Regions from separate parts of the Homo sapiens genome. Here all the other regions are linked to region 3. A link is a loop called in an ENCODE intact Hi-C map of the cell type or tissue named here. Cell type or tissue: Calu3. All regions are shown on one strand. Links, peaks and the distances in the headings refer to the core of each region. The heading gives the core; the rest is flanking DNA.

Region 1 (11,039 bases), core at 3,299-5,798, 110 kb after region 3:
GTCATCTCTCTCAAGTTAAAAGTTCCACAGATCTCTAGGGCAGGGGCAAAATGCCACCAGTACCTTTGTACAGCAAGAGTGATCTTTACTTCACTTCCCAACAAGTTCCTCATCTCCATCTGAGACCACCTCGGCCCAGACTTCGTTATCCATATCACTATCAGCATTTTGGTCACAGCCATTCAACAAGTCTCTAGGAAGTTCCAAACTTTCCCCCATTTCCTTGTCTTCTGAGCCCTCCAAACAGTTCCTACCTCTGCCTGTTACCCAGTTCCAAAGTTAATTCCACATTTTCAGGTATCTTTACAGCAGTACCCCACTTAATGCAGTACCAATTTACTGTATTAGTCTGTTCTCACGCTGCTATAAAAAAATACCTGAGACTGGGTAATTTATAAAGAAATGAGGCTTAATTGACTCACAGTTCTGCATGGGAGGCGAAGCCCCAGAAAACTTACAAACATGGCAGAAGGCACCTCTCCACAGGGTGGCAGGAGAGAAAATGAGTGTTGAGCAAAGGTGATAAATGATATATGTAAGTATACATATCCTAACATATATATAAAATAAATAAAACCATCAGATCTCGTGAGAACTCACTAACACGAGAACAGCATGGGGGAAACCACCTCCAAGATTCAATTATCTCCACCTGGTCCTGTCCTTGATACGTGGGGATTATTACACTTGAAAGTGAGATTTGGGTGTGGATACAAAGCCAAACCATATCATGGGGAAAGGTAATGCACATGACCATAAAACTGATTGTTATTAGGTCTTCCGCAGGGAGTTAATTCTGAGTAACTAAAATGAGTTATCAGTAAATCAAAATCACTTCAAATAAACTCACACTTAAGTGATGACTAATAGGGGAGAAAAGATTATTTTAGAATGTTTGAGGCACTGTCAGACTTGGAGAAAAAAAAGACTTCATTCACTATGTCCTTTTCCTAGGGAAAGAAAGAAATTTACTTATAAGATATTTATACTACCCTTTTATATCTTTCAATACTATATTTCTGCTATTGCCACTTATATCTTAGAGCCATTTTCTGCCCTTAGCTTCCAGTTATAATTTCTATAAATATCACTTAACATTTGGGCACCAATTTTACATGGAATTGATGGTTTTTCCACTGTCTCATAGTTGTGATCCACAAAACCAGGGTACAAATCAAATATGATATATGTGCTTCATTGCTACTATGCACTCATCTTCTGAACAATAAATTCCTACCCCCTTACATAGTGTTTACATTTAGCAAATATACAACTATGCATTGTTAATTAAAAGTGATTGTGTAAGAAGTACAAATGCAGCAAACATAAAAAAATCCACAATAATTTGCTTCAAACAAACCTTCCTGATAATCAAAATGAGAAACATCAGTCTTATCTAATTATGATGACTACCACATACTAAGTTTGAAAAACAAATATATATGTTAGGATATGTATGCTTACATATATCATTTATCACTGGAGGTCTTTGAGTAAAAAGAACAAGAGAAAAAGAAAAACATCATCAAAATAAAAACTGCATATCTATAGCAAAAAGTAAAACAGCAATCAAATCAAAACAAAAAATCTAAAAGCAACAACAAAAAATTATTAGAAGATCCATGGAAACACTGAATGCTCACAGTGCGTATTTGATTTGAATTATAACATTATTTTTATATTGTTTTCTGGATTATTTGCGACTTTTTCCTTTTTTTCTCTTGTTTTTTAAAGTATACCTAAGTCGACGTTTAAAATCTGACAACCTAAGAAAGTTAAAGGAAATATTGATAACAAAGATGAGTCTGGTGAAGTAAGTATCTGTTATTAGATAGATGATGAACTAAAGAAAGATTTTAATGTAAAAGATGGAGAGAATTCAATAAAAAAAACTGATACGTGAGAAATGGAAATGAAATCATAAAAGTTCTGGACTTCATAGAGGAAATCTTCAGAAAGAACATGTAGTAAGAAGCAAGGTCAAGATCCTGAGGGAGACTTCTGAGATGCTAAGTGGCAAAGCTCAAGGTCTCCTGATCAGAACCAAGGGGACACTGCCGCAGGCCAGATGGGGTGCTCCACTGACAGCATGCACACACAGCCCATGCATACATCTGTCCCAGTGTTCTTTAAATGGAATGGAAATCATTTTTTTACTAATATATATGTCCCAGAAAAGTATAATGGTTTAAGTAAGAATCCTCCTTTGATCACCAAGTTGTGACATAAGATAAACATTCAGTAAGTGTTGGTTAATACATTAATAATTAAACGAATGAATGAATAAAGCCTTTGTAATATCAGCTAAGAACATATTGGTAAATAATTTACTTGAATGTAAAAGTATGCTACAAATGGGGGAACAGTTTCAGAGGGAACGAAGACACCCCATTGTAAAGAATTAAATCAAATTAAGACTAACACATAATAAACATAATATTTCACAAAATAGGCTGGGTGCAGTGGCTCACACCTGTAATCCCAGCACTTTGGGAGGCCAAGGCAGGTGTATCACCAGGTCAAGAGATCAAGACCATCCTGGCCAACATGGTGAAATCCCATCTCTACTAAAAATACAAAAATTAGCTGGGTGTGCTGGCGTGCCTGTAATCCCAGCTACTCGGGAGGCTGAGGCAGGAGAATGATGATTATCAAGAGGCTGGGAAGAATGGCAGGAGAGATGAAGACGGGTTGGTTAATGGGTACAAAAATACAGTTAGTTAGAAGGAATAAATTCTGGTGTTCAATAGCACAGAAGAGTGACTACAGTTATCAGTAATTTATTGTATATTTCAAAATAAGTAGAAGAAAAGATTTAGAATATTCTCAACACAAAGTAATAATAAATGTTTGAGGCAATGAATATCCAAAATGCCTTGATTTGATCATTAAACATTATCTGCATGTATCAAAATATCACATGTACCTATACATATTTATAATTGTTTTTATCAATAAAAATTTAATCATTATGATGGGCAGGTGTCTATAACAATATTAAATAGATCTCTATAAAGAAAATAATTTTATTCCAATAACTGCAAACAGATTCTGTGAGGATGGATGATATACCTAAACTTATCACACCTTCCATGGTTGTACATTAATGCATTTCTTTCTTTAAGATGGAGTAATTTAACTCTCACGCTGAAGGATTTCTATACATAAACACACATATCTCTATTTATAGTGAGCAAACAATCACCTTAAAGTTACTGGGCAATGGAGAAATCTGCCATTTATTGGAAACATAAGAATGCAATGAATTTCAATTTATATGTGAGATAAAGAACAAGTTTTAATTTGAGGTGATTAAGTCACCCTTCAGTTTGTTATAGAATAAATCCAGTGTTCTACTGTGATTAGACAAAGCTACTTTCCTTCATTTTTTTCATATTGAGCATTTATGGTTAATAACACTCATAAAAAAAATCTATAAATAGACACAGCACTATGACACTAATGACTCAGCATTTGTATAGTGGCTTGGAAATGTACTGCAGAATGAGAAAATAAGTTACAAGTCCATTGCCATCACTTCAAGTTTACAATTAACTCAAGAAATAAGAAAATCTGGTTTTTTTTTTTTTCACAGTTGAAATAAGAAAAACATTATAGGCTGTATAAATCATGATATGTTCACATACTGAAAATATACTTTTGTTGTTCAGGAATTAAATTTAAAAAAAAGCACTAACTAACAAATATATTTAATATGAATCCTGAATTCAAGGTTTTGTTGCCTTCTGGCCTAGGACAGCCTTTCACTCCTAGTTCTGATTCTGATAACTACTCTACCACAGTTCCTCTGTCATATGCAAGCAGGCACTATAGTTTTAACAGGACAGGGAACTCTTTTGATTATGATGGGCAGTAAGGCCAGTGTCAATATTTTAAATGAAAAAAATGATTGTCAATTTTGGATTGGGAGAAAGGGCAAATTTATTAGTAATTTATGCTCACATCCTAAATATGCCAGGTTTCAATAAATCTATTTCATTCACTCAACAAATATTCTTTTTTTTTTTTTTTTTTTTTAGATGGCGTCTCACTCTGTCACCAGGCTGGAGTACAGTGGCACCATCTAGGTTCACTGCAACCTCTGCCTCCCAGGTTCTAGCGATTTTTCTGTCTTAGCCGCCCTAGTAGCTGGGATTACAGGCGCGTGTCACCACGCCAGGCTAATTTTTTGTATTTTTAGTAGAGACGGGGTTTCACCTTGTTGGCCACGATGGTCTCGATCTCCTGACCTCATGATCTGCCTGCCTCGGCCCCCCAGAGTGTTGGGGTTACAGGAGTGAGCCACCACACCCGGCCTAACAAATATTCTTTAAGAGCTTCTATGTGCCAGATATTGTCTCAAAAGTCCACAAGTCAAATCCAGCTTATAGTTAGTTTTCATAAATAATGTTTTATTGAAATAGCTCCACACCAATTCATTTACATATTGTCTATACCAGCTTTCAGGCCACAATGCCAAAGTTTAATTGAGACAGAGACTATATGGCTTATAAATCCTAAAATACTTACTGTCTGGCTCTTTGCTAACCCCTTGTCTAGCAACTACAAATATGTTGTTGAGCAATGCAAACCTCTGTCTTCTGTCACTTACATATTGGCTGGGGTGGACAGATATTAACCATAGGCATATAAATAATTAGATAGTATCATGTATTAGAAGGTATGAAAATGCTATGCAGAGAAAAAAAAAGCAGGATAATAGGAATGAAACAAGTGGTGTGGGGGACAGGTTGCAACTTTAAATAGTGTAGAGTAGTGAAGTTGAGGAAGGTAACATTTGAGCAAATTTTTGAAGGAAGGGGGTTAGTAACCATATGTAAAATTAATTGGGGGAAGAATGTTCTAGTCTAAGAAATGAGCTAAGGCAAAATACCCTAAGGAAGAAGCATGCTCTGTGTGTTCAAGGAACAATAAGAAGGCCAATGTGGCTGGAGTGGAATGAGGGAGGGGAAAGTAGTCTTTATGAGGAATGTCTTCATTCTTTAGTGGTAATAGTATTTGCTACTGCCAGTAATTGCTGTAAAAATGTGAATCAATGCCTTAGGCTTAGATATTATTTTTTAACATGCACAGTAAAGCAAGTATAATTTAAGAACTCTGAAGTTTAGTAATACCCAGTTGCTACATATCTGTCTTCCTCTCTTTCTCTCTCTCTCTATACATATATATATATATTCTCAATCTATATCTATGTATATATTCTCTATCTATCTATCTATATATACACAACACACACACACACTGGAAGATATATATATATACATACACACACACACACAAACAGAGGAAGGAGATTTGAATGGTGGTACAATTTATAATAATATATTGGAGAATGTATAGTGTGTAATAATATACGAGGTCATAGAGTGCTTGACAAATACACAAAATCTTGAAAGATTGGCTGAGTCTCAAGAGTACTGAAAATATAAAAAATATACATTTTATATTGTTACCTTTAAGCTTCTAGTGACTAAGTAATGTTATTAGGCTCATCAGATAGTTAAATTTTCTTAAAGGAGTGCAGTAATAATTACAGAACAAAGAAACTGACAACAACACATAGATTTTATGCCCAAGGAGGGAATATAACTAGCACTCTCTTGGAATAGATTAACATGACCAAGAAATAAAAAAGATTTGTTTTTAAAAAATGTTTTGTACCAAATGGCTTGACCAGATATACAATAACAAGGCATACGGAAAATCCAGCAAAAGTTGAAGGAAGGGACGAATAGGTATGAGAGAATGATTCTGTTTATGTTGTGTGTTGTAAAATCAGAAAAGTTCCACAATACACCAAAAATATAATCCTCTAGAAAATACTTGGATGTTGAGATAGGAAAAAAATTAATCTGAAGAATGAGTCAAATCTTAAAAATTTTAAATCATTTTCTAAAGCATTAAGAGCAAAATGATACCCAACTCATAAATTAATGCAGGTTAAGAATATTTTGCATTTGAAAAGTGCTTTAAACTATTTGAGGCCTAACTCTTAGTTTATTACCAGTTTCTCCTGTAACCACATTTTAATGCAGCAGATCAAAGAGCCACCTGAAAATCCGTAGGAATTACATTTACTGGATGCAGAATGGAACCAGTTTAGCAGTAAATAGCCACAATGTTACACACACTTTTTTTTTTCACTGACTCATTTAAGCCTTACCACATTACATGAAGTAGATACTATTATTACCTTTGCACTGCAGATGAGAAAACTGAAGAAATGAGAGGTTATGTAACTTGTAACTTACCCAAGGTCATGCAAATAATCCGTGGTGAAAAGTTGGGCCTTAAACCATCCAGTGCAGCTCTTAAGGGTTATTTATTAACCTGTGCTGACTCTTTTCAAGAGATGTCATCCCCTTCAAACTAAGTCTAGAAATGGCTTTCATGTGCTCTGCCAACCTAAAAGCAATTTCATAGTTCTAACAAGCAAAAGCCTCCTCACACATGTTTTTTGAGTATTGACTACAAACATGATAAAAACTGTAAATTTTTGGGAGAAAGGGAACCATTAATAATGCAAGAATGACTTTGTGAACTGGCATTGTCTTGGACAAACCAGAATACGGTTACTCTAACCATGAGGGTTCTTTGAATGACCCACTCCCTTTGCATTAGTTCCCTGAGAATCCCTGCCTATACCTTACCAGTGAACTGCATCCTTCTTATACATCTCTTTCCTGAAGGAGCTATTTTTCCTAACATTAAGCCCATTTCTTACTATTTCCTGCTTCATTTTCTGATGGTTCTCTTCAATGATCAGACATGTCAGGTCAATTACTACAGTCTCTTTTCTGCACATCCAAACCCATGCCCTATTGAACATTCCCAAATTTCCTCCTCCTTCCCTTTCTGACTCCAGTGCTGACTAAATTAGACCAGTTTCCTGTATAATCCAGATGTTGCTTCATCCCTGGACTAATCATTTCTGTACCCATTTTTGCATCTACATTCCCACTACTTTCCTATTTACTCTCTCCCTGAGAAGTTCTATCAAATTTCAACAGCAACAGATAGCCATAGAACTCACCCAATCAAGAAATTAAAATTTGAGCATACAAAAACCACTTTCTGTCTAACTTGTTCTTGACAAAGAAAAAATAACAAGAATTTTAATGAGATTATTAATGTAATAAACAATTGTCATTTTAAAAGACAGAAGAAAATATATGTTTTTGCTTTCAAAATAATTTTGCTTTGTTTAAAGATGTTTTGAATAAGAAACTAGTGAGAATAAGCTATGTTGACTAACAAATTAGTCCAGTCAAGGCTAATGAGGTGGAGTAATTAACATTTACTGAGCATAAACTAATGCCAAGCTGTGTTTTTTAATGGGAAAAAAAAAACAGAGAAATCAGTAAATACGTCAATATGCAGGAAAAGGGAAATATGAAAAGACAGACAGCAGAATGTAGATTAAACACAATAAGTTCCTATTTGTGAGTCATGCCCAAATTCTCATTCATTGGGCAACTTATAAGAATTAACTGAGAAGAGAAACCACAGTTTTTTACTTTGGAGTTTGGCTTATTGTTAGAAATAATGAATGAGAGTCAGACACACTTCCAGAGTACCAAGACAACACTCAGAAGAGGAATAATACAGCTTCACCTTGATTTATAATGTGAAAAGATTCAACCTAGCTTTTGAAAGTCTACAGAATAGAGAGAAGCACAGGTAAAGAAGAAAACTGCCCTAATAAACAGTTCTAATAGAAAATGTTTCCTGACCCAGACTATGTCAGGGAAAACATGCAAAATATTTTCTTCTTCTTCTTTTTTTTTTTTTTTTTTTTTGAGACAGAGTCTCGGTCTGTCGCCCAGGCTGGAATACAGTGGAGCGATCTCGGCTCACTGCAAGCTCTGCCTCCAGGGTTCAAGCCATTCTCCTGCCTCAGCCTCCCGAGTAGCTGGGACTACAGGCATCTGCCACCACGCCCGGCTAATTTTTTGTATTTTTAGTAGAGACGGGGTTTCATTGTGTTAGCCAGGAGGGTCTCGATCTCCTCACCTCGTGATCTACCCGCCTCGGCCTCCCAAAGTGCTGGGATGACAGGCGTGAGCCACTGTGCCTGGCCAAATATTTTCTTCTTTATTAAGCATTGTCTTCTATGTTTGTTTCTACCCTTGCTGCCACATTCCTGCTTTCTTAAGAATGAGTTATCTAAGTCACAAACTAATATTTTAATAAACTTTGTTTTTCAGAAGACATGCCATTCTCAAGCTTCTACATTGGCTGAGGTTTTCAGATACTGATCTTATCTGCCAAAGTGCAGGAAAAGCATCATTTAGTGACAACTTACTCTAGCTGCTGACTCAGTATCTCTAGAATACAGGTAAAAATCTCAAAAATCTCAATCAGGACATGTCAGGGCATGGTGTTTTAGAGCTGTAGGGAATCTTAGGTAATCTGCTTTATGTAACTATTATGCAATACATGATACTGTCTACTTGCAATTTTTAGAAGTTGTTTTAAGAGGTTGAAAATTTTTTTCTGCCTTCTTATTCAGATGTCATTTTACCAGCCTGAAGAAGAATTTACTCTCTGATGAGAAATGCCACAATTGCCAGCAAAATTCACAGTGACTTGCATACAAGGTTATAACTATTAAAAAAAAAAAGAGTAAGGAGCTTTACAGCTTTCATGGATGAGGGTGCTTCTTGCTGCAATATAGTGTTTTCCCTCTGTTGATATGCTTTAAGCTATATGCATAGGCACTGTAGTGAGGACATAAAATATATGAACTATGAAACATTTTGAATATTGACATTTTCAATTATTTTTTAATACTCATAAAACCTTACTCCTGAATTTGCTGAAATGCAGGGCGGTCTACTTCAGTTCATTAGATACCTAGTGGGAGGATGTAATCACAAAGCTAGAAAAATGTGAAACACTCCAGGCTAGACATCTTAGGCTAATCATAATGTAGGAAAGTTCTTCAAGGATTTGAGCACACAGCACTTCATAAATAGTACTGCTACCAATTAATTTCTCTAAAATGAAGATTACAGATTTCCCATGGTGAAATTAATGTCATAGAGTTAACGTCTTTTGTAATAGAAAATGGTTATTTTGTCGCCTTTCTAATTCTGAATTAAGATACAACCTTTCTCCTCATTCTTCTCCACCCACACACATTTAATATTAGATATTGGTAGAACTATTTAAAATTTTTCTCTCTACTAAAATAAAGGATTCTCTTATTTATGAAAATAAATAGTTGATGTTCATTTTAATAGCAGATGTAATAAAACAATAAATTGCAAGTTACTAAAGCAGCAGATATCAAAAGAATGCTATAAAATAAATGCTATGTTATATGGATTATATAACATATATTGTATTATATTTACTTGATTATATTTATATAATTACACAGTCACATTATTATATTAATTTATTACAATAACTTCAATCCCATCTACTAACTTAGAGACCAGAATATTGACTAATGACTAAAAGATGAGAGAATAAATATACAATTCATGTATCAATCCTTTATACTTCCCTTTGGGGGAACCATTTTCTTTCTCTTCTAGTGTCCCCATCTTAAATTTTAAAGTATGAACTTCTACCCTTTTAGAAGAATGGGAGAAGAATTTTTAGACTTTGTTCTATCTTCTGCACCTTTACTTCAACAACAGAAGTGCCTTAACTACTTGGTAAGATTGGGCAAAAGGATGAAATATGAAAGCTCAGCCTTTCCAATAGTCTCTCTTTTAGGGTAATTTGATCTGTAGATGTGGGCTTTCTCTTCTTGCTCCTCCCTCCAGATAAACACACTTAAAGCAGGGCTTAGGACCTGCTTTCTAGAAACAAGTCACCTGTCTTTGTAGTTCCACTGTTGGGTCTTGATGGGTACGATGCAACAATGAAGCTGTAGCAAGTTCAGTTGGCATATGCTCTATAGATGTAACACATGGTGAAGGCACAGTTCCATGCCCTATCCCATATTTAGTTTTCACTTGTTTCATAACCTGTAGTTGAATCTGAAACTTTATAAAAAGCTCACTCACATTTGTTTACTGAAACATGCTCTGCTTAATTAAATTATGTTCTTACACGTTTGATAAACTTATCTAAGTGTGTGATAGAATTAACTGAGACATTTATTAGATGATACTAATTGCTTACCTTTGTATTTGTTTAGATTCTCAATCTAGATAATAGGCTTCTTAGACAAAGATCATAATAATATTTCTCAAAGAAGTTAGCAATATAGAAGAAATGCAAACATTATTAAAAATATTATGGCGACAACTCGGTGGTGGCCACTGCGCAGACCAGACTTCGCTCGTACTCGCGCGCCTCGCTCCGCTTTTCCTCCGCAACCATGTCTGACAAACCCGATATGGCTGAGATCGAGAAATTCGATAAGCCGAAACTGAAGAAGACAGAGACGCAAGAGAAAAATCCACTGCCTTCCAAAGAAACGATTGAACAGGAGAAGCAAGCAGGCGAATCGTAATGAGGCGTGCGCCGCCAATATGCACTGTACATTCCACAAGCATTGCCTTCTTATTTTACTTCTTTTAGCTGTTTAACTTTGTAAGATGCAAAGAGGTTGGATCAAGTTTAAATGACTGTGCTGCCCCTTTCACATCAAAGAACTACTGACAACGAAGGCCGCGCCTGCCTTTCCCATCTGTCTGTCTGGCTGGCAGGGAAGGAAAGAACTTGCATGTTGGTGAAGGAAGAAGTGGGGTGGAAGAAGTGGGGTGGGACAACAGTGAAATCTAGAGTAAAACCAAGCTGGCCCAAGGTGTCCTGCAGGCTGTAATGCAGTTTAATCAGAGTGCCATTTTTTTTTTGTTCAAATGATTTTAATTATTGGAATGCACAATTTTTTTAATATGCAAATAAAAAGTTTAAAAACTTAAAAAAAATATTATGAAATATTTATATTTAAATACATATTAAATTATTAAAAATGATCAAGCAGATCATATAAATTGAATTCAAATATGTACATAACAGTAGAAAACAGTTCATTCAATTTACATATTTACACA
Region 2 (11,039 bases), core at 4,310-6,809, 540 kb after region 3:
AATCCGTTAAAACTAGTGACACCTGGTTTCAAATTTTGAAGTCAGCACTGATGTTGGTGCTATTCACAAAAGAGGAAATAAATATGAAGCAAAAACAAAGTTATGGGCAGGAAGAATAAAGTTAATCTTGGATCTGTTAAATCTGATGCATATAATTGACATCCGATAAAATTGCTAGCAGGCCATGAAATACATGTATGTGCACATCAGGAAAGAGGACTGAACTGGAAGTAGACTTTGGAGACAATCATTCTAAGGGATGGTTGAAGCTGGCTTCTTCTAGTTTCACAGGGGTATAAAAATGTAGACTATGAGTAATGTAATTCTTAGTAATCAAAGCTTCTCTCAAGTGTAGTATCTTATATGTGAGAATAGTGAAGATCATAGTAAGTAGGGATTGGACAAAATCTACATATATAAATGCATCTATAGGCATAAAACAATAAAGTTTGCCATATAATTCATGTATGCATGTAAAGAAATATGAGTATTATAGTTAGCGGTATACTGAGGATGATACATATTTTACCTTTGAAAATAAAACAAAAAAGCAAACATGATTCTATTAAGGATGTATAATGAGAAATGGAGGCTGTTCACAATTCTTTATATGGACAAGATCTGAAGGCAATGATACATGAATTAATAAATCACCCCTATGGATTTTTCAGATTCCTGTATTTCTTATCTAAAATATATTTTTGGAACTAAGACAGCATTACTTGCAAGACGCACATTTTATGTACCTCTTTAAAGAAAAAAAAGTTGCTAATCAATGCTAAAACACCTTATTAACACATCAATATCATAGATGTAAAAAATAAAATACTGTGAATTTTTCTTTTTTTTTTTTTTGAGACAGAGACTTGCTCTGTCACCCAGGCTGGAGCGCAGTGGCGCAATCTCTGCTCACTGCAACCTCAGCCTCCCGGGTTCACGCCATTCTCCTGCCTCAGCCTCCCGAGTAGCTGGTACTACAGGCGCCCGCCACTGTGCCCAGCTAATTTTTTGTATTTTTAGTAGAGACAAGGTTTCACCATGGTTTCGATCTCCTGACCCGGTGATCCGCCCACCTTGACCTCCCAAAGTGCTGGGATTACAGGCGTGAGCCACCACGCCCAGCCCAATATTTCATTCATTAAAATGTGTTATTAAAAAAGAACCACCTAGGCCTGGTGCAGTGGCTCACGCCTGTAATCCCAGCACTTTGGGAAGCCGATGCAGGCGGATCACCTGAGGTTAGGAGTTCAAGACCAGCCTGGGCAACATGGTAAAATCCCGTCTCTACTAAAAATACAAACAAGTTAGCCGGGCATAGTGGCTCTTGCCTGTAATCCCAGCTACTCAGGGGGCTGAGGCAGAAGAATCACTTAAACTCAGGAGGCGGAGGTTAATAAAAAAAGAAAATGAATCACCTGGTGGAGCCAGAAGCGGTGGCTCACACCTGTATTCCCCGCACTTTGGGAGGCCAAGGCAGGCAGATCACGACATCAGGAGATTGAGACCATCCTGGCCAACATGGTGAAACCCTGTCTCTACTAAACTACAAAAAATTATTCGGGCATGGTGGCACGCGCCTGTAGTCCCAGCTACTCAGGAGGCTGAGGCAGGGGAATCGTTTGAACCCAGGAGGTGAAGGTTGCAGTGAGCCGAGATGACGCCACTGCACTCTAGCCTGGCAATAGAGCAAGACTCCATCTCAAAATAAATAAATATAAATAAATAAATAAAAAGAACCACCTGGTAAAATTGATAATTTTTATTTCCATTTTCATTCAATATTTTTATCATTATTTACACCAAATAATATATATTTTAATTATTTTCTGATCTATGAATGCTCTACATATGGGAGCAGGCCCAAGTTACTATTGATGCCAAGATATGTGAAAAAAACTAGATCTTTCAGTGCATATACTGATGTTCAATAAGTAGACAAAATCTCACAAGGAGAAAACAAAAGAGACTTCCCAAGTCATCATTATCGAATATGGAAGAATTTACAACGATAAGCTGATTTAATCCATCTCTCAGTAATGCTCCTGTTTACCCTGTCATTTTGAGGCTGTTGAGAGTGTACTGCACTTGGGACAAAGTTTGAAAATATTTTAGTTCATGAGAGATTTCTTTCCATCTAAACCTTATCCCGAATATCCATTTGAGACACAGCCTGAAGATGCTTCTGTAATGTTACCCAAAGTCGCCTGCCTAAAAATAAACATAGCAGAAAATTAGGTAATTTGGTTAAGAATCCCATATCTGGTGTTTTTTTGTTTGTTCGTTTGGTGTTTTTTTTTCTGTTTTCGAAACAGGGTCTCTATGACTTGACATTGATCTTATAGAAAGAGAGAGAGAGAGAGACTCACTCTGTTGCCCAGGCTGGAGTGCAGTGGTGCAATCATGACTCACAGCAGCCTCAACTTCCTGGGTGTAAGCGATCCTCCCACCCCAGCCTCCCAACTGGCTGGGACTACAGGTGCATGCCACCATGCTTGGATAATTTCTTTTATGTTTTGTAAAGATGAGGGTCTCTCTATATTGTCTAGGCTAGTCTTGAACTCCTAGGCTCAAGCAATTTTCCAGCCTAGCCTCCCAAAGTGCTGGAGGATCATGTGTCTGGTTCTATGGGCTCTTCAGAATAGGGATGAAATTTATTCCGTTGTTGAATTGAGCACTCTTGGCCACTGGCCAAGGAGTGGACACAAACCCTGATAATAATCCTTCTATTTGTGTTGTTGTGTTCAGAGATGTGATTTCCAGAGTCTTAAATGACTTTGCACATCTGCTGCCCTGTCAAGTTCTCCAACAAAGAAAAAGGTCATTCAAGAGGAAAAAACTGACTTTCATGGACATTTGAGATAATGAGCCCTAGAAATCTGATATGTGATTGTAACACCTCAAACATTAGTGAAAATCTGGATTGATTATGCCTTTAGTTAAAAATGTTCTATCCTTCTCCCTCCCTCAGTAGGGAGACTGAGGCCCAAAACCACCAACCCACAAACAGCAGACTGTCTACTTTAACATCACTTTCCTATTTTATTGTCTTTTTGGTGTACCCTAACAATTCCAAAACATTTTACACCACTGACTGTCCCCAAAGACCCACCAATTTTTCAATAAAAAGCATCAACAGAGAGTTCAACCCCTAAGAGTCATTAAATTCTTCATGTTAAAATCCTCCCCTCACTGTTTCCGCCAATCCTACAACTCTAAACTTTTTATATGCTTTTTATGTTTTTCCCCATATTCTTTCCCCAGGTTCTTGCAAAAGACTACATAGATATAAGGATAAAAAAATCATTATTTTTATCCAATTCAAACAAACCCTTCAATTGAAACATCTGCCTTAAACCACATTCATACTCTCAGTAAATCCTATCTTGTACTTTCCTCTACAGAAAACTACCAGAATTCAGTCAAGGTAGCGTTTTTCCCTTACCTCAGTAAACAATAAACTGAACACTGTCTTATCAAAAGGTTGAAGAGCCAGCATTTAACACTATTATGGCTTCAATCAGATCTACTATCATTCTACTATCCAGACAAGGCTTAGCCTACTTTAGGTTATGCTAGCACGTTATGATGTAAGGGTACAGAAAATGTGGTCTTGATAAGAGTAAGAGTTTCCCAATTCCATCATAAGCTTTTAGAAAATGTGATTAATAAGATAGAGTATCAGAAAATAAATAAAAGAGATAAGATGCTATCATATGACCTGATGAATAGAAAGTCTATAATTGTTTTTAGTATGCACAATTGCAACCTAATTTGTTGTAATTGTGTGAATCTTCATTATTATTTCTCTTTTCTGCCTCAGGCACGATAGGAAATTATGTTTCATGTCAGTGGTTATTTTTCTTGTTGGTGAACAACTTTAAATACATAAATATTCTATTCCTTTAGAAGAAAGACCAGCGTTTGCTTTCTTAATTACTTGTTCATTTTGATAGTGACAGCTGATGTTCCTGGCATTATTCAAGCAATTGTATGGAGATGTCACCACATAATTGTAAGAGGCCATGAAATTTTATATTGAGACACATATTTTCTTTTCTAATTGCACCAGAAAAACCATGCCGAATGAAATACATCTTTTCTTTTGACTGTATCCTCTAATGAACTTGGGCCATTGACTGCCCTTTTGTGCAGCAGAAGAGAGTTTATGTCAGTAGGAAATGCTACAATAGCAGGTTACAAGTAAATACTATGACTTCATTAAAATTGTTGTTATTTAATACTAAATTAGGTCAGGATGTATAAACATTTTTCAGCTACTGTTGATTGGATTTAGAAAACTGTTCCATCTAAAAGCCTTCTTTGTCACTGAAGCAATCCTCTTAAAAATATAGCAAAGTCTGAAAGGCAAAATAGATAGGCAGAAGCACTTTTAAATCAGGAAATGCAAATGATTTAGTCTGTTGGCAACTACCATAAAAATCAAATAATTGCCATCTTACTACATGGAGCTAGTCAATTTCTTACTTAAGAGTCATCTCTTTATTACAAGCAAACTATGTGACCCTGAACAAAACATTTAAAACTATTAATATTCATAGGAGAAGAAGTAGGAGGAGCTTCTACTTCTAAAATTCTCTCCCAGTTAGAACATTATTCTGTCACTTAAGTACATCATTTAACACAGAGTATGAAAAGAGTGCACCCAGGTGAATGTTACTATTTTAATTAATAAGTTCAATATTTTTTAATGGGAGTGTAAAAGAATGTATCAAACTAATGAATTAATCAATTGGTCAATTTGTAAATTGGTCGAGCAAAAACAGCTAATAAAAAATATTAAATTTTGAAATATCTACACTAAAAATGTATTATCGATAATTATATAGTCTTGTGTTTAAGGAATATCATGGTCCCCATACTCAATTAGTAGACTATAAATTACTGCTTTTTCAAGTACGACAATTAGGAAAGCCTTTCGCACAGCTATCCTTATATCTAAGTAGTCTTTTGCAAGAACCTGGGGAAAGAATATGGGGAAAAACATAAAAAACATATAAAAAGTTTAAGGTATATTCACATTTTTGCCATGGGGAATCATTATAAAATGACACTTCCTGGATAGTTAAAGCATATGAAGAACTGAGGGTTTATTTTCATTCAATAAATTAAAGAATAAATAAGAGTTTAGATATATTTCCAAAGTGAATTATACAGCTCTCCATCTCAGAATAATGCAGAATGTATTTTTTCTTGATGATTAAGAACTACAATAATAGTTTTTAAAAAGTAATGGTGTGCCACATTGTAATACAGCAATACTTCATTCCCTGCTGCTTCTCTCTCCTCTTCTCTCTCCTCTTCTAAGATGTTATTATGATTTTCAGTGCCTTGGAAAACATATAACCAAGTATATTAGAACTGTACATAAAATTAGAAGCATCAAGGTCTAGAAAAACAGTTAAAAGAAACTGCCATTTAATGTTAAGATCTAGGTTAATACTGGCTGAATAAGTTCTTTAACCAGAGTATTTGCTCCCTCCACTGTACTTGATGTATATTAACATCTATTTCAGAGTGTTACTGTGATAATTTGATGAGATAACATATTTGAAATAGCTTGTAAACTATAAAGCTGAATACAAATGTATGACAGGATTACTATCATCGTTAGAAGAACAAGATTGCCATCTAATGGCAACCAAGCAGATAACAGGTATTGTATCCCTTTTGAAGTAGAAATACAGAGTAATAGGATCTGCTGATGAAACACACAAAGTGACAACTGAGATCACAATTTCATCCTCACTAAAGTGTTATCAAAATTGTAGTGTAATAGAAAATTTGGAAACGCTATTATAACTGCTCCTTCTAGTAACTAAACATCATTGAGAGCTTTTATAGTGGAAACAGTAAGTGGGTATCAAAGCCACATAGGCATAATTGAAACCCAAGAATAGCTCTGTAATCATGCACAAATAACAGTGCTCTTCTGGGTTTCTCTTCCTTCATCTATGAAGAGAGAATGATAACACTTTCTGAGAATTGCTGTGAGGATTAAATTAGATAATCCAAAATGCTTAGAAATTATAGCTTAAAACTAAAGCAAAACCTGAAACAACAAAGTGCCCAGGCCAGTGGTCAGCACAATGTATATGCTTCAATAAATAAACATAGTTAATTCCAACTTCTTAGGTGAAGTCAAAGACAAATATATATTAAGTGATGCCCATAACTTAAAAAGCTATTAGAACAGAAGGTCAGTTTAAAACAAATGCTTCAGTGAACATGTGATTTTAACATTTTACATGAATTAATTTTATTAGTCAACAGAATCAAAATGGCTAATTACAGAGCCTCAGAGTCAGAAATACCATGTTTGAGTCTAGCTGGGATATTTATTCCTATAATGCTTTATCACTCAAAGCTCCAACTTTCTCAAATGAGAAAGTGATGTTATTTACCTCATAAATTGGCACCTAGACTCAATAAATATTATTTATTATCCCATTATTTTATTTAGTGCTATAATTTTATAAGCTTAGAAATAAATGATAAAAATTAGTTGCATGTGCTGTGGCATTCTATACTTAAAATTTGAGAAATTCTATATTTAAAAATGTTAAGATTTTCCACTAATAGAGACTGGAAAGATCACTAAATCTGTCAGAATCAGATGCTGATTGGCCTACATACAGGTATATCACATTTTACATGCATATTTTTAAAATGGTATTAGCAGTAGTTCTTAAAAATATATATGCTGGACATGAGATTGCATATTCTACAAAGCTTTAACTTATTGTTTCTCCATCAAATTTATGAGGTAGATACATCATCGCGCCCATTTTCAGATGAAGAAGAAAAGCTGCAAAAGATTAAATAACTTGCTCAAGTTTACATAGCCTGGCTGGTGGTTGAGATTTGTCTAATTCCAGAGCCAGCATCCATATTTTTAACCATTATGTTATACTTCAAAAATTAAGTGCTGTATGTTTCTTAGTTTTATATAATCAGATTAAAAATACTTTAGACACACTTTTTCTGACCAAGACACATCAGAGCTTGTAGAAATTTATAGTTGATTTCTATAATTTTCCCTGTGTGAATGTTGTTGCAATTCTCTGTACATTACCATTCGTATTAGGAAAACCACTAGGGTTTCATCTCTGCTCTGCTGTACTATTATTCATTAAAAATTAATAACAAAAATTATCTCCCTAATTAATAGGCACAGGAGGAGTTCCTAACTCACTGCAGAATTTTTATATTGCTTGTTCATCAAACTCAAAATAATTTAGCAACTACGCAATTAATTCCTCATTGATATCATTGGGCCATTACTTCCCCATTTTCCTTTGGATATATACCAAGAGACACTGCCCTAGGTGTTTTCAGATCTAATATACTAAATAAATAACCAAAACAACATAAAATATCTTCATTCTATCATCCAAATGACCATTACATTCTTTTTATCCAAAAACATTAAATAAGTAAGATATATTTTTAATTTAATTTAAAAACTCTTCTGCAAATTGTAAATATCAACCTTAATACAAAGTAACAGCCATAATTTCTCTTTGAGTATTAATGATTAATGGTTAATATTAATGGTTAATAATTTTTAAGGTATTTAAAATAGAAATTTATTCTTTTTCAAATAAATTTCTATTTTAAATATGCTATGGCAATTTGGACATTTGACTAACAACCAGAAAAAAAGTTCATGCATTTAAATGCATTGGTTTTTTTAAATTTTTTTTATATTTATTATACTTTAAGTTCAGGGATACATGTGCAGAAGGTGCAGGTTTGTTACATAGGCACACATGTGCCATGGTGGTTTGCTGCACCTATCAACCCGTCATCTAGGTTTTAAGCCCTGAATGCATTAGGTATTTGTCCTAATTCTCTCCCTCCTCTTGCCCCCAACCCACTGACAGGCCCTGGTGTGTGATGTTCCCCTGCGTGTGTCCACGTGTTCTCATTGTTCAGCTCCCACTTATAAGTGAGAACATGTGGTGTTTGGTTTTCTGTTCCTGTGTTAAGTTTGCTAAGAATAATGGTTTTCAGCTTCATCCATGTCCCTGCAAAGAACATGAACTCATTCTTTTTTATGGTAAATGCACTGGTTTTAACACAAAGAAATATACCACCTATTATAAGCAAAGTGTCCTATTTGATTTTTGAATATTTAGTACTAGTAAATTATCACTTAAAATGTTACATAAAATTTAGATAATAACATTTAAATCAGAAAGCACATTTTAAAATAATTTATAATAATGATAAAACATTAAGAAACTAGGGTCTACAAAAAATAACCAATAATGGGACAACGTCTTTAACAAGGAATTAAAACTGTCTAAAATTTCAAGAATGGTAACCAACTTGTACTGGGCTCTTACCCTATTTTGGGCAACTGAGAATAGAACTTTGCATGTCACTCATTTAGATAGGATTATATTTTGAGACAGACATAATTATTGTCATTTTACAAATGAGGAAACTGAGCTCAGAAATATCATTTGTTGAAAGCAACTGTGGGCAGAGCTGGAATTCTAACTTGGATATGCCTATCTTTAAAATGCCTGCTCTCTTTTGATATTAATTTGTAGTTTCTTTATTTTGAATGAATCATTAAGGTGCAATTTTCTCTCAGAGTTATTGTGAGGATTAAGTTGAGAGGGTTTACAAAAAGAGACTGGCTCATTATAGGCATTCAATTTTCCTTTCCATCAACCTATTTTTAACTTTATGAATTTTAAAATATTTAATTGATAAATAAGATTGAATATAGTCAAGGTAAAAAAAAGGTAATGATTTGATATACGTACATATTGTGCAGTGATAGCCACAAATTAATTAACACATCCCTCACCATTCATGCTGTATATTAGATCCTCAGAATGTGCTCATCTTACAACTGAAAGTTTGTATCTTTTGATCATCTCTCCATTTCCCTACCCTGAAGCCACTGCTAGTTCTACTCCCATCAACTGAGATCTCCAGCTATAAATTGCCAATGATTATGTACAACCTACCCCAGTACTAACACAGAAGTCAGGGTAAGAATTAAAGAAACAGTATTGTAAGTAATATACTCCAAATGGGTAACACTAAAATGTGTTTTAGCCCTCTTTTAACTTTAATTCATTTAATTATGATGCATCACTCTCATTACCCAGGTGCATATTTCCCATCAGCTTCTGCCACTACGAAGATAATCCTATGAGTAGCCGAAATAGAAACAGGACCTTGTTTTAGTTTACCATGGATTAAATAGCTAAAGATTAAGTATTCCAAAACACAAACCCAAATTCTTATTTAGAATATGCATTGCTTAATATTTAACCAGTTATTTGATAACAGCCATTTGCAAAATTGTCTTATTTGTTACCCAGTGGTTATCTTTCATCAACAGCTCATTTCAGAGGATTCATCAGGAAATAACATTGCTTAATATCTGATATTTTATTAAGCTTTATGGTAATTACTTTCTGTCTGACTAAAATTCTTGACAATATTTACTTTACCTAATTTCCATATTGAAATTATTTGAGGAATACAAAGTATAAAAAAAGTTAATCGATTTTATTTTGAATTAAGTACGTTCCTTATAAGGCTCCAAGCTTTTGCCACACTGACGTGGCACCGTTTAGAACTGTTAATACTGAACTGGCAGCATGATGTCTCAGCTTGTACTGAAGGGGGTTGCTAAGCAAATTATTCCCGATTCAAATCATGTGCACCTTATGAAGACATGTGAGCAAAATACATTTCAGTTCTTAGGAACAAGAATTATTTTATTTAAGAAAATACATTCACTGATTGAATGATTGATGATATATATTTTGATTTTTCAACTGATTTTCTTTCTTCATACATGCTAATAGGACACTCAAAATAACATTTTCAATTCACCGTCATAACACTAGTAAACTTTTTGTGCCTTAACCTTATCCATAGCCTCATCTTATTTTTTTTCATATCCTGGTTACTTTGTTTTCCTTAAATGATTATTATTTTATCTGTGTTATAAATATTTTGCAAGATGCATAAGTGAATAGAAAAATATCCTCAAAACAAATGTGAAACTACATAAAGAAAAACAAACAAAAATGTATTGCTGGTATTTTTCCTTAGACAAATTGTATAGTTCATAACATATACTTCACTGTGAAGAAAACTTCAAGGGAACTTATTTGAAATATTGACCTTGAATATTTCAAGGTCAAGTCTTTGAAATATTAAATGCTAGTAAATATCATTAAAACCCCTTTTTAAAAAAATATGCTGAGGTTTATCTAACGAACCTCGCTGCTAACATATTGCATGACTCAATTTGTGACAAAAACAATACTATACAAACATGAATAAGAAAGTGAGGACAGATAAAAAGTGTGAAGGGTCACTAATATACTTTTTAGTTTATCAAAGTATAAATGCTAGCATCTCATATTTTCTAACATAAAATCCCTGTGCTTGATCATATATGCTTTATAAATTATTTATTTAAAGGAGAAACAATAAATGTAATATTTTACCACAAGAAAATAGAAATGTCTGGTAGTAAAAAACTTATAATCCTGTGTTTGAAACATAATGTGTATTATTTCACAAAAAATGGTTTCCAGAAAACATTTTTCAGAAACTCAAGAAAATATAATAAAAAAATCCTTTAAATCTAAAACCTTTTAAATTGAAAACCTTAGCCTTTATATTAGAATTTAAAACAATAAAATTAGATAATGCCAAGATCATGGTAAATTATTGAAATTTTTAATTTTATTTTTAAATTTTTTTCCTCTCAAGGCTATCTCCTTTTAGGAACTCACTTTGAATTCATATACCATTCTTTCATTGAAATTGTTCTTCCTGGCTTTCATAAAAATAATAATATCCACTTACTGCACTATAAAACATATTTTATTTCTATCATTATTTGTACTACTGCTCCTTTTAGGAAGAAGATATATATATATATATATATATATATATATTTTTTTTTTTTTTTTTTTTTTTTTTTTTTTTTTGAGACGGTGTCTCGCTCTGTCACCCAGGCTGGGGTGCAGTGG
Region 3 (11,039 bases), core at 4,000-6,499:
AATTTAATGTTAAATACTTCCCTAAGGCCCTATCTCTAAGTATTCACATTCTAAGCTACTGTGGGTTATGACTTCAAATATGAATTTTGGGGACACAAATCAGTCCATAACAAAAAAAATGTATATATGTATTTCATAATATATGTTTATATATATCTCCATATTTGCATCTCTATCATCTATAGATCTATCTGTCATCAATTTTCATAATTCATAGACTCTGCTGTTAAGGAACCTAGTTTTGGGATTCTGTTAGATCACATCCTCGGAGATTCAAGATGCTATTCAATAGATGTACTGATCAAATTTGCTTCAGAATTTTTAAATGAAAGCTTAGTTTCCTCAAACGCCTTTAAATAGACTAATCTAGGGAACTATATAATAAGAGCTGTTCAGTACAACTATAAATATCCAATAACAAATTTTGTTAAAATACTATTCTACCTTAAAAAGAAACCTGAACAATTAGCAATGTATTGAAATCCAATATGATTTATTTTACTAAAGAATAATGGTATTCGGATTTAAAACATGATTTTTTTTTTGCTAAACTAGAACAATATATAATTACCTAAATCCATGTTCTAATTTGTTCCTTTCATGCTACTCTGGCTGCATTATCATTAATGCTGATAAATTGCCTAGAGTGACTAGTAGAATTTTTCATTATCCAAAAGTGAATAAATGAATATTAAAATAGCCCTGTATGAAAAACATGCACACTCTGGCTACAGTGTAGAAAAAAACAATCCTGTTGTGCCTGTGATACTAGCTAGAAGGTGAAAGGTAAGAACCCAAGACATGGCTTGTCTTTTGCCATTAGTAAATATTCTGTCATCTCTAATGTACAGTACCCTACTAAATATTTCTTGCTTGAACATTACACATTTCAAATGATTTTTTACCAAGCTCTAAACTTTTCCACATGTAATATGGTTATATTCAGTTAAAAATATTACCTATGTGGGCCACTGAAGCACATTCTGAGAAGCAAGTTTACAGGGCATATAAGTATTCAGAATTTCAAATACTCTTTTATTTTACTGTCAAATTGAATTTAGATTAAAATATTCCTTTTTTAAAATTAAGCTAATGTAGTCAAAATAATATTCTTTCATTGCTATGTTTAAATAGTATATTAAATACAGAAGTATAAAATATTTTTTATGGTTTTGACTGTGATATTGCAAAAAGCCATCATTCCTATTTTATAATGAAGAAATCAACAATCTTGCCATTTTCCATTTCTCATACCCATTTACATCTTAGTATGCTTATCTTTACTAAGAGATTTTTTTTTACATTGGCATCATAATGTTTGAGGAGATGTGAATGGTACAGAATGTTCTGTGAGTTGGCAAGATCTGAGTCTTATTCTTGGATCCACTATTAACATGTATTATCATAGACAAGTTACTGAACTTCTAAATCTCAGTTCTTCTCAAATGGGGATAAATATTTTCTCAAAGTGTTATGAGAATTAAATGGGAATTCTCATTAACATAGAAAAAGTGCTCAATGGGGGACTTTAAACAATGTTTTTTGTTTTTGTTTTTGTTTTCCTGAAATGTGATTATCTAAGCATTCTGAGTATTCAATCTTTTCTCATTTTCTGTTGGTGCCATCAGGCTAAATGAGAAAAAGGTCAATCCAAATTAATTAATTTCAAGAATCTATTGTCAACTTTCAGATCAGAAAAAGGAACTGTTTAAAACAATTCTATATTATATTGACATTGAAGCCTATTAAGAATATTATATTCTAGTCTTTAGTAATTGCAATATTTTTCTACCATGCTGAATAGTAATTAAAAGTGTATATGTTTGATTTTTATATTTATGAATATAAATGTACTTACTTAAAATTAAAATAATATCATTATAAACATTATATTTGTAAGCCAAATTTGTAAAATCTATCACTGATCTCTAATCCATTCTTAAGGTGTCAGTACTTTATGAATGAAACTTTATATTAACATTCAAATATTCATATGAAACATTTTCTTTTGCTTTCAACATATTATTCTATTTTGTCTAAGTTTCATGTATATATGTTATTCATACATTTAATATAGGTATAGACATGTACCTACAAGATCAGATTCATAAGGTTAAAGGCTAAAAGATGGATCAGGTGATCTAATGGTTGACCATTTTTGGTCCTTGAATTGAGCTACAGTTACTATCTCATATATATTTAAGGATTTTACCTATGAATAGGAGAAAGAGGCAAGCTAGAAGGTCTATACTGGAACTGGGAAGAAACATTTGATGAATGCTGGATAGGGAAAAGAAGGGGATCTGGGTGTAACTATTGGGAAAGTGAACTCTAAATAAGGAACGCATGATGACAGGTAAGCAATTTTAACCTGGGAGGTCTGGGAATATAACACAAAGAACAGGATAAAGTAGCATCTTTAGAGCAGGTGCTAATGGGGAATCTAAGAGTTTGTCAACATTAGGGCAATTCTGGTGCTCTAGTGGCTGGGAATGAAAGCACAGCTGTAAATGCAAGATATAATTAGGGAGACAGGTTGCATAGTCATTATGAGCATGAACTCTGAGCCAAACTGCCTGTGTTACTTCACTTTTCTATCCTTTATTTACCTCACATATTAAATGGGGATAAAAATAGTACCTTCCTTATAGTATTTGTGAAACACTTGTAGCAGTGTCTTAACATATATTAAGGTGCTAAATAAGTATTTCACAACTTCATAGAAACTTCTAGACCCAATCTAGTCTTGTAGCTAAGAATAAGAACATAATTCCAGCTAATGCAGCAAGGAGTCGAGAATCAGGATTCCAGGTACAGCGGTTCCATAAACAGAATAAGAGCTCTGAGGTGAAGGCAAGTGTAGCTTTCATACCGAAAATGAAAGCCCATTGGTCAGCAGTGAGGCATTTAGTTCACAGAGAAGTGACACTGGAAGAAGATACAACTAAATCTGTCTGAGCTGGGGATAGGCTGAGAGTGGTGGAGATCAGATAAATCTGCTTCTCACTTCTGTCTAACTTGGCTTAGGAATTGAGGTGCAGTTGAGGTTTCAGGTAAGAAGCCTGAACCTAATGATGTAGACTGGGTAGAATAAATAGGAGCAATGAGTAAAGACTGACAAGATACCAGAACATAGGTGAGGAGTCAAATATTTCTACTGTGGGGAAAGGAGTGGTGCAAAGGTTAGAAACAAGGCATTTCATGTTTCTGTGTAGTTTTTCTAGTGAGTATAATGTTCTTAATGGCTGAATCCATTTCAGAATAATGTCTAATTTTTAATCTCTGTATTCTTGAACTATGCTTCATGATGTTTTGCATATAAAAGCATTACGTAAAATCCTTTTTTTAAAAAAAATGAATGATTAATGAAAACAATGTGAACAGGCTATCTCTGTGAAAGACGATTTCAGGTATCTTTCCATTCTAACTCATGGCATTAAATGTCCAATTATTACAAAGGAAAGCTATTTCCTTATCTTTGAAAAATGGAATTTAAGCGATTCTTGCCGAACTGTCTTGCTGGAGCACAATTAAGAGACAGACATAGACAAATCTAATGTCAAAGCAAAAGGCATAATTAAAATTCTGGATTTGGGTATTAGATTGAAGCAGACGCAGTAACGTGGAAAGAAGCTCCAGAATACAAAGCATGTGTATTAAATGACAGACTCAGAGTCAAGAGTTCAGAGGTCACAGGCAAGAAGAGAGGTGCTGGATTAAAGGTCAAGGTTGACTGAGATAGGCAAAGAAGGCAAATTGCTATCAGAGAAAACAAACGAAAAAAAAAAAAAGAAAACCCGAGGCAGAACTTCCACAGGATGCAGAAGTCTCTTTATCTGATCATATATTAGGAAGTCCCAGGTAATGGTGTCAAATTTATCTTTGGCACATTATTCAATTCTATGATGCCTAGTTTTCTCATAAATAAAGTGAGGGCACTTTAAGTTATTTTTAGGATTAAATGGTATAAGACTTATAAATCCCTTAAAGTAGTGCATAGCATATATAGTAAGTTTTAAATAAAAGAACAAAGAAAACTCAGGTGTGCCACTTACTAATGGTTTGGACTTTGGAAAATGTATCTTCCCTGAGTCTCAGTTTGTTTATATAAGAATTTACTGGGCAGCTATTTTTGGCATTAGATGAAATGGATTCCAACATCTGACCAAGTGCCTGGCATAGAGTAGGTGGCCAAGAAATAGAATAATCACAATGATTAACCCGTATTATTGACACGTATTATAGAAATATAATATAGATATTGGAAATAGGCAAAGAATACTGCATGTTCTTCCAGTGGAGCACTGTGCTACAGCAGGATGCACTGACTTCCTTTTAATGAGGCTGTTTTATAATTCTGTAAGAGCAGATGTTCCCTTATAGAAAATTTACAGCAGAGATGCAAATTATTTACATCTGTTCAACAGATAACTCCTGTAATCTTATTCTAACATTCTCTGTTCCTTATAAATATCTAATTCCTCAAATGCAATTTGAAATGATTTTAACGTGTTACTGGTAACCTAATTACTTTGTTATATAAAATCTTTGACCAAGATTCATTTTAAATTTGCATGAGACTCCTGTTTTTAACTTTTTGAAAATTATACTCTAATAATCTAAACACAAGTAGAGACAGAAGAAGGATGGTATCTGTCTTAATCTGCTCAGGCTACTAGAGCAAAATACCATAGTCTGGGTGGCTTAAACAACAAGTATTTATTTCTGACAATTCTGGAGGGTGGGAAGTCCAAGATCAGTGTCTGCTGAGGATTTGCTTCATAAATGGCTGTCTTTTCACTGGGTTCTCATGTGGCAGTCACTCTGGACCCTTATAAGGACATGAATCCTGTTCACGAGAATTCCACCCTCATGAGCTTATCTGATCCTAATTATCTCCCAAGGGAGGGACACGAGACTACAAGACCTGTCTCTAAGGTTAGCAAGTGGGCTGCAGCCATCACACTGGACTGCATGCAGCCTTCTCGACCCAAAACACACAGCCTGCTCCAGAATGTCAGTGCAGAAAAAAAAAAAATGTTTTACCATAAACTCAAGCAAAGGCATGTTGGCTGACAGCCCTAGAGAGGAAACCTTACCCAAGAGGTATGCAGGGAGACCACAAGGGATATAGCCAATAACTACAACAGTTTGAAACCTGAGAGCTATTACTTTACTGTTTTATTAGCCTCTTGCATAATTTAAAAAGAAGACAGGAAAACCAGCAGACAACTAGTTACTTATTATAAACTTTATCACAGTTGGTATAGTAGAAACTCAGTTGTTTCACGACCTAGTTACATTGCCCTTGACCATTTGGATTGTATAAGATCATAGTTTTCTGAAAAAAAGAAGGATTATTTCTAATTCAGAGAAAATTCAGAGGTCTTAAACATTAAATAAAACTTGATGCATCCCATAAATAAATTTTCAAAATATCTCCAAGAGGATTCCACACACATCTAATAGAATGCTCTTAATTATGTGCTGGAGTTTGGAAGATCCCCCAGCTAACCTAGAAGCTCTCTCAAGTAACTCCTTCAAACTGTAACACATTATTCACTATTTTTTTCAATTTATTAAATATGCCTTTTCAAGCTTGCTGCAGGTGTAAGTTTGAATTAGGATGTTATTTTTAAGAGCCAAGACAGAGTCCCTAGTCCTTTCATCATTTTATGTCAATATGTGATAATCTGTTAGGCTGAGTATTGCCTAAATATTTAACAAGACATAAACAAGCGTTCTCCATCAGGGGAAATTTCAGTTTAAAAATCCAAATCTTACCTTTTGTTAGCTGTGTGTGTATGTGTGGGTATATATATATATATATACACCATGAAATTATACATATACCATGAAATTATATAGTTATATATATAATTATATATTATATATTATATAGAATATATACAATATAATATATATTATATATAATATAAATAATAATATATTATATAATATAATTATATAATATATATAATATAATTATATAATATATATAATATATGATATTATGTTATATTATATAATATTATATAATAATATTATAATATAAATTATGTATATATTATTTATATACCATGAAATTGCTGTTCGTTTTTAGAGTCACCTCAATTAGAAATATCAGGCTGGGGCTAGGCACGGTGGCTCACGCCTGTAATCCCAGCATTTTGGGAGGCCAAGGCAGGCAGATCACAAGGTCAAGAGTTGAAGACCAGCCTGGCCAAGATGGTGAAACCCCATCTCTATTAAAAACAAAAAAATTAGCTGGACGTGGTGGGGGGGGCCTGTAATCCCAGGTAGTCGGGAGGCTGAGGCAGAGAATTGCTTGAACCCGGGAGGCAGAGGTTGCAGTGAGCCGAGATCGCGCCACTGCACTCCAGCCTGGGTGACAGAGCGAGACTCTGTCTCAAAAAAAAAAAAAAAAAAAAAAGGAAAGAAAGAAATATCAGGCTGGATCTGCTGCTGATTCATGCCTGTAATCCTAGCACTTTGGTAGGCCAAGGAAGGAAGATTGCTGAGGTCAGGAATTCAAGACCAGCCTGGGCAACATAGTGAGATCCTGTCTCTACAAAAAAAAAAAAAAAGGCTGGTTGTGGTGGCACACACCTGTAGTCCCAGCTACACAGCTACTCAGGGGGCTGATGCAGGAGGAATGCTTGAGCTCAGGAGTTCAAAGCTTCAGTGAACTGTGATCAGGCCACTGCACTCCAGCCTGGGTGACAGAGTTAAAATACTGTCTTTTAAAGAAAAAAAAAAAAAAAAGAAGAGGAAGAAAAGAAAAGAATATCAGATGGAGTTCTGCCTTCATACTTCCTGGGAAATCCTTGTATAAACCAGTAACATAGCACTTCTTAAAGTGTCTGTTAATTGCTTATTTACATATTTCTCTCCATAAGAAACCTAATTTTGAAAATTAATACAAATTCTTTTCTCTATGTCTCATATACAGCATCTTTCCAGGAAACAGAAGTTTCTCAACTTTTATTAAATGGATTAATGGATAGGTAAATTAATTTAAAAAGGAATCATTTTAGATGCCTGTCTGAATAGTGTCCCTCCATCACTAGGGACATGTTCAAGAGATTTTCTTACCTACCTATGCCACCCACATAGTATTTCATATATAGTATTTAATTTTATTCTTAGGAAAATCCTATGCCTTAGCTATCCTGCCCTATTTTTTCTATACGAAGAAATGAAGGATTTGCAAGTTAAGTAAGTTGTCCCAGAAAATAGTTAGTAGGTCTTTCTTAAGCCAAAATCTGACCTGAAACCACTGTATAATAATGCTTCTGTAGGTTTTTATTTTATTGAAATTATATAAAAATCATTTTTATCTTTTGACAAAGTTCTAAGGCACTTGGCAATATCAATACACGTTTTTATTTATGGAAATTAATTTTACCCACTTTAAATATTTACTAAACACTTATGATGTGTCCAGCACTGTTCTCGGTCCTACACCCATCTTGCAGTGAGGAAGTGAGAGATTCTTGGCCCAGAGAGACACAGAATAAACAAATGCATTGATATATATATATAATACACAAGAAAAACATTAGATGTTAGTAAATCTTGTGCAGAACATTACATCTGTGTGATGTGGGAGAGAGTATCTATTTTAGATTGGCTTCTTTAGATTGAATGGTAAGGAATAGTCTTTCGAAGCAGGACATATTTAAGTTATGATCTGAATTACGAATAAGTAGAATGGTGGTAAGACGGAGAAGCCTTTCAGAGGGAGGAAACAGCTAGTACAAATACCCCAAGACAGGACTTAATTTGTTTCAGTAATAGAAATGAGGCATGTGCAGGAGGGCAAGAAGAATAAGACCATCTTTTGAAGCTGGAAAGGCAATCAGGAGTCAGATAATATAAATAGTAAATCAGAGTAAGGGTTTTAGATTTTAAGTGTGATTAAATGCTTGGAATGGAATGTCCTGAGGCAGAATCCTCTGGCCACAGCTTTGTCAGTTTACCCCAATATACTACTTAAATATTATCATTATCTATCTGTAGCACAACATGAAAAGGCTGGGAAGCAGTGTGAGGGAGTGTTTACTATTGGGAGTTTGATTTAATGTGACTTGAAGTTGTAGGATATTTATACTCATTGGTCCAATTTCCTTCAGTTGATTTGCCTTATTTTTGTGAGCTAATGCTTGCCTGCTGCAGCCTCTTAGGACTAGTTTTCCAGCTCTTACAGAAGGATTAAAACCAACACAAGTGTAGCACTCCCGAAAAGTGACATGGGCCTTGTGCATTACAAGCATCTGATATCCTTCATTCATAGGGTGTTTACTGAGTGTCTTTTTGGGACCAGCTGGGTCTTCCAAGTGCAGGGGTATAGCAATGAAAAACATAGGATAAAATCTGCCTTCCTTGAGTTTATATTCAAATGGGGAAACAGAATAAATACATAGAACACGAACACGTTCGATGGTAACAAGTGCTAATGAGAAATATTAACCAAGGAAGGGAAATAGATAATGTAGATAAATATTTACAATCTTATTTTGGCCATGAAAGACTTGAGGAGGTGAAACACTAAGCATAAAAGTATCTGGTGGAAGATAGTTCCAGGCAGAAAGATCAGAGCCCTAAAGCTAGGGCATACATGTATATAGAAGAATCAAAGCTAGTGTGGCAATAGCTAAGTGGGTATGTATGAAGAGAGAAGTTAGAGAAGTTGTTTTAACCAAAATCAACCATTTTATCACTTGATAATCATTTTTTTTTAGTAAATGTACTGCATACCCTCAACACATAAAAACGAATTTCAAAGCCATCATAGTTTCCCTAGTTGAAACTTACTTCAATAGAATTTATAGAGAAATATTCACAGAGATTGATACTTCCTATGCATCATTTGTTTTCATTCAGCACATGTTTTATTCAATCCTACACTAAGTGGAAGCTGAAAGCACTATTTAATGTGTTAGTTCATGTGTGAACTACCATGGAATAATATTAAACGAAATTCATCTATTTTATCAGCTACTTGGGATGAGAACTATGTTAAGAATTCCTTCAGATCCTTGTGATTCACTAATATAATCATCTTTTATGAAACAAATACCTAGTGAAATATTAAGTAAACTGTAATTTAAATATAAACAAAAACTGAAATGAATTATAAAATTGGCTAACTAATTGGCAAAATTCAATACAAATAAAAATGTTAACTACTAAAATGTTCATGTTATAATAAAATATGTTTTGGAGAGAAGGAATACATATAGAAATTGTATTACAGAATCTTTTTACTTTGAGGTATGCAAAATGTATTTTCTACTTTATTCTGCAAATATAGCATACAAATTTTGTTTCATGTAGTCACATATGAAGGAACTGATAACAAATAAAATACTGTAGAATGTATTTGCTTTCCAATGCAGCCTATAAATTATTTCTTTAAAGAGAAATGTTATAAAAATCATTAGTTTCTTAAATGAAAGTATTTATGTAAAAATCAACAAACATTTTCCAAATTGGTAAGCATTCAATCCGATAGTAGAAGCTGTATGCTACTTTTATGAGAGGCAACACGGAGTGTAATTAAAGAAAAATTTATGAACCTCTTTTGTTATGACAACTCTATTGAGCTTTGTAATTTTTCTCTTATTGCTAAAAAGACTATTGGAAAAGCTATGTGGATTTATAATATGATAAGGGATTTTAAAAAATAGTTTGTTGCTTGTTATTTGAGTGTTTACAGATACAAATCACTCACCAAAACCTATACTATGGATGAAATTATTCAGTCAATTATCAAAAAATGTGAGTCAATACAAAATTCTCTATACACATCTGCACATTTACTTGTAAAAAGTATATACACATGGATGTAAATATACACATATATCCAAAGGATAAATAAGTAAAGAATATTTATATTTAACTATATTAACATACATAGATATAGGAATGTATAGGTGTATTTATATATTGTAATGAATGCAGGTGAAATAAAGTTTGATCCTCTTCATATTTATTTAGCTTTCAATTATTTAAAAATAATTGTATATCTAAAATATTTCTAGGATAAATAATTTATCTAATTGCCTTGACAATAGTAAATGTTCAATAAATATTTACTGAATTAACATTGCTAGTAAGAAAAGTTTCATTGTAAAATAGAACATTTTTATTTTGCTAAATTTATGTTTGTTAAAATAAAAAAAAATCAATGAAATACTACTTTAAATGAGAATTGCTTTCCTAAAATTAAAGTTGAAAAAATTTTTTCCTTGATGTTCTAAGATGATCACCTTCAGTTCTGTTATAATTTTCTAATTTATATCAGAACTTTGCCACTAATATGCCAATCACTTTTTGTTTTGTTTAGTAACTATAACAATAAAAGTTAACTAGATGACAAAATTGCATATGAACATAACACATGGATGTCAAAACTCATATTTCACTGAAGTTGCATCTGAAAATCCTTTATACAGAAAATAATATAAATATGCCCCAAAATACTAAAGGTAAAGATAAGGACAATATTAAAGCAAAATATTAAAGGTAAAGACGGACAATATTAAAGCAGAAACTATTTAGATAATTTTTCTATGGTCTTTAAATTTAGAACTTGGAAAAATTTATAACACAGGATCATTATTAGATTTCTGTGTGAGTCTCAAGGGTGTTTCTAGAATACAGGAAATAGAATCTTCTGGAGCCTAGTGGGAGTGGGCAGAAGCACCTGGAAAAACAGTCTATGATTTAAATTTATTTTCCTAGATATCTTGGTCAAAACTTGTCACAGGAAAGTGAGGGACTGAAAACAGAACTATACAGAGCTAACCTCGGCAAATATGATAGGCTATCACCTTGAATAATAGAGACTCAGTCCCAGGCCAGTTGTAGGAAATCAAGTGTCTAGGACTATGACATTATGATGCTTCCTCAGGCAAAAAAGGAATTCTATGAGATAGTAAACAAGTCCCATTTTTATTTACCTGAAAAGTGCTACAAAATATTTTTATGTTATCAATCAAGATTTCAACATTGTTAACAATGACCACCTAGAG

What was found. Peaks named below come from ENCODE experiments on the same cell type or tissue, not always from the same donor. Only the 100,000 strongest peaks of a DNase experiment are listed, where the experiment ranks them.
Region 1: it touches region 3 in a loop (2.1-fold over the local background); 3 of 110 quality-filtered maps call a loop at or near these places.
Region 2: a loop joins it to region 3, with 2.9 times the contacts of the local background. A loop is called at or near these places in 2 of 110 quality-filtered maps.

What each region holds. Positions count from the first base shown.
Region 1 is chr4:90,838,359-90,849,397 of GRCh38, reverse strand. All of the region lies in intron 8 of CCSER1 (coiled-coil serine rich protein 1), which reads right to left. It also overlaps the pseudogene TMSB4XP8. Among named protein-coding and RNA genes, the nearest start is that of CCSER1, 720 kb to the right of the region's middle. In Calu3, for the core only: no CTCF peak of the experiment used is centred there; no DNase peak of the experiment used is centred there.
Region 2 is chr4:90,413,907-90,424,945 of GRCh38, reverse strand. The region is part of intron 4 of CCSER1 (coiled-coil serine rich protein 1); the gene reads right to left. Among named protein-coding and RNA genes, the nearest start is that of CCSER1, 290 kb to the right of the region's middle. In Calu3, for the core only: a CTCF peak has its summit at 5,641 (motif pointing left); no DNase peak of the experiment used is centred there.
Region 3 is chr4:90,952,493-90,963,531 of GRCh38, reverse strand. All of the region lies in intron 9 of CCSER1 (coiled-coil serine rich protein 1), which reads right to left. Among named protein-coding and RNA genes, the nearest start is that of CCSER1, 830 kb to the right of the region's middle. In Calu3, for the core only: no CTCF peak of the experiment used is centred there; a DNase peak (open chromatin) is centred at 5,071.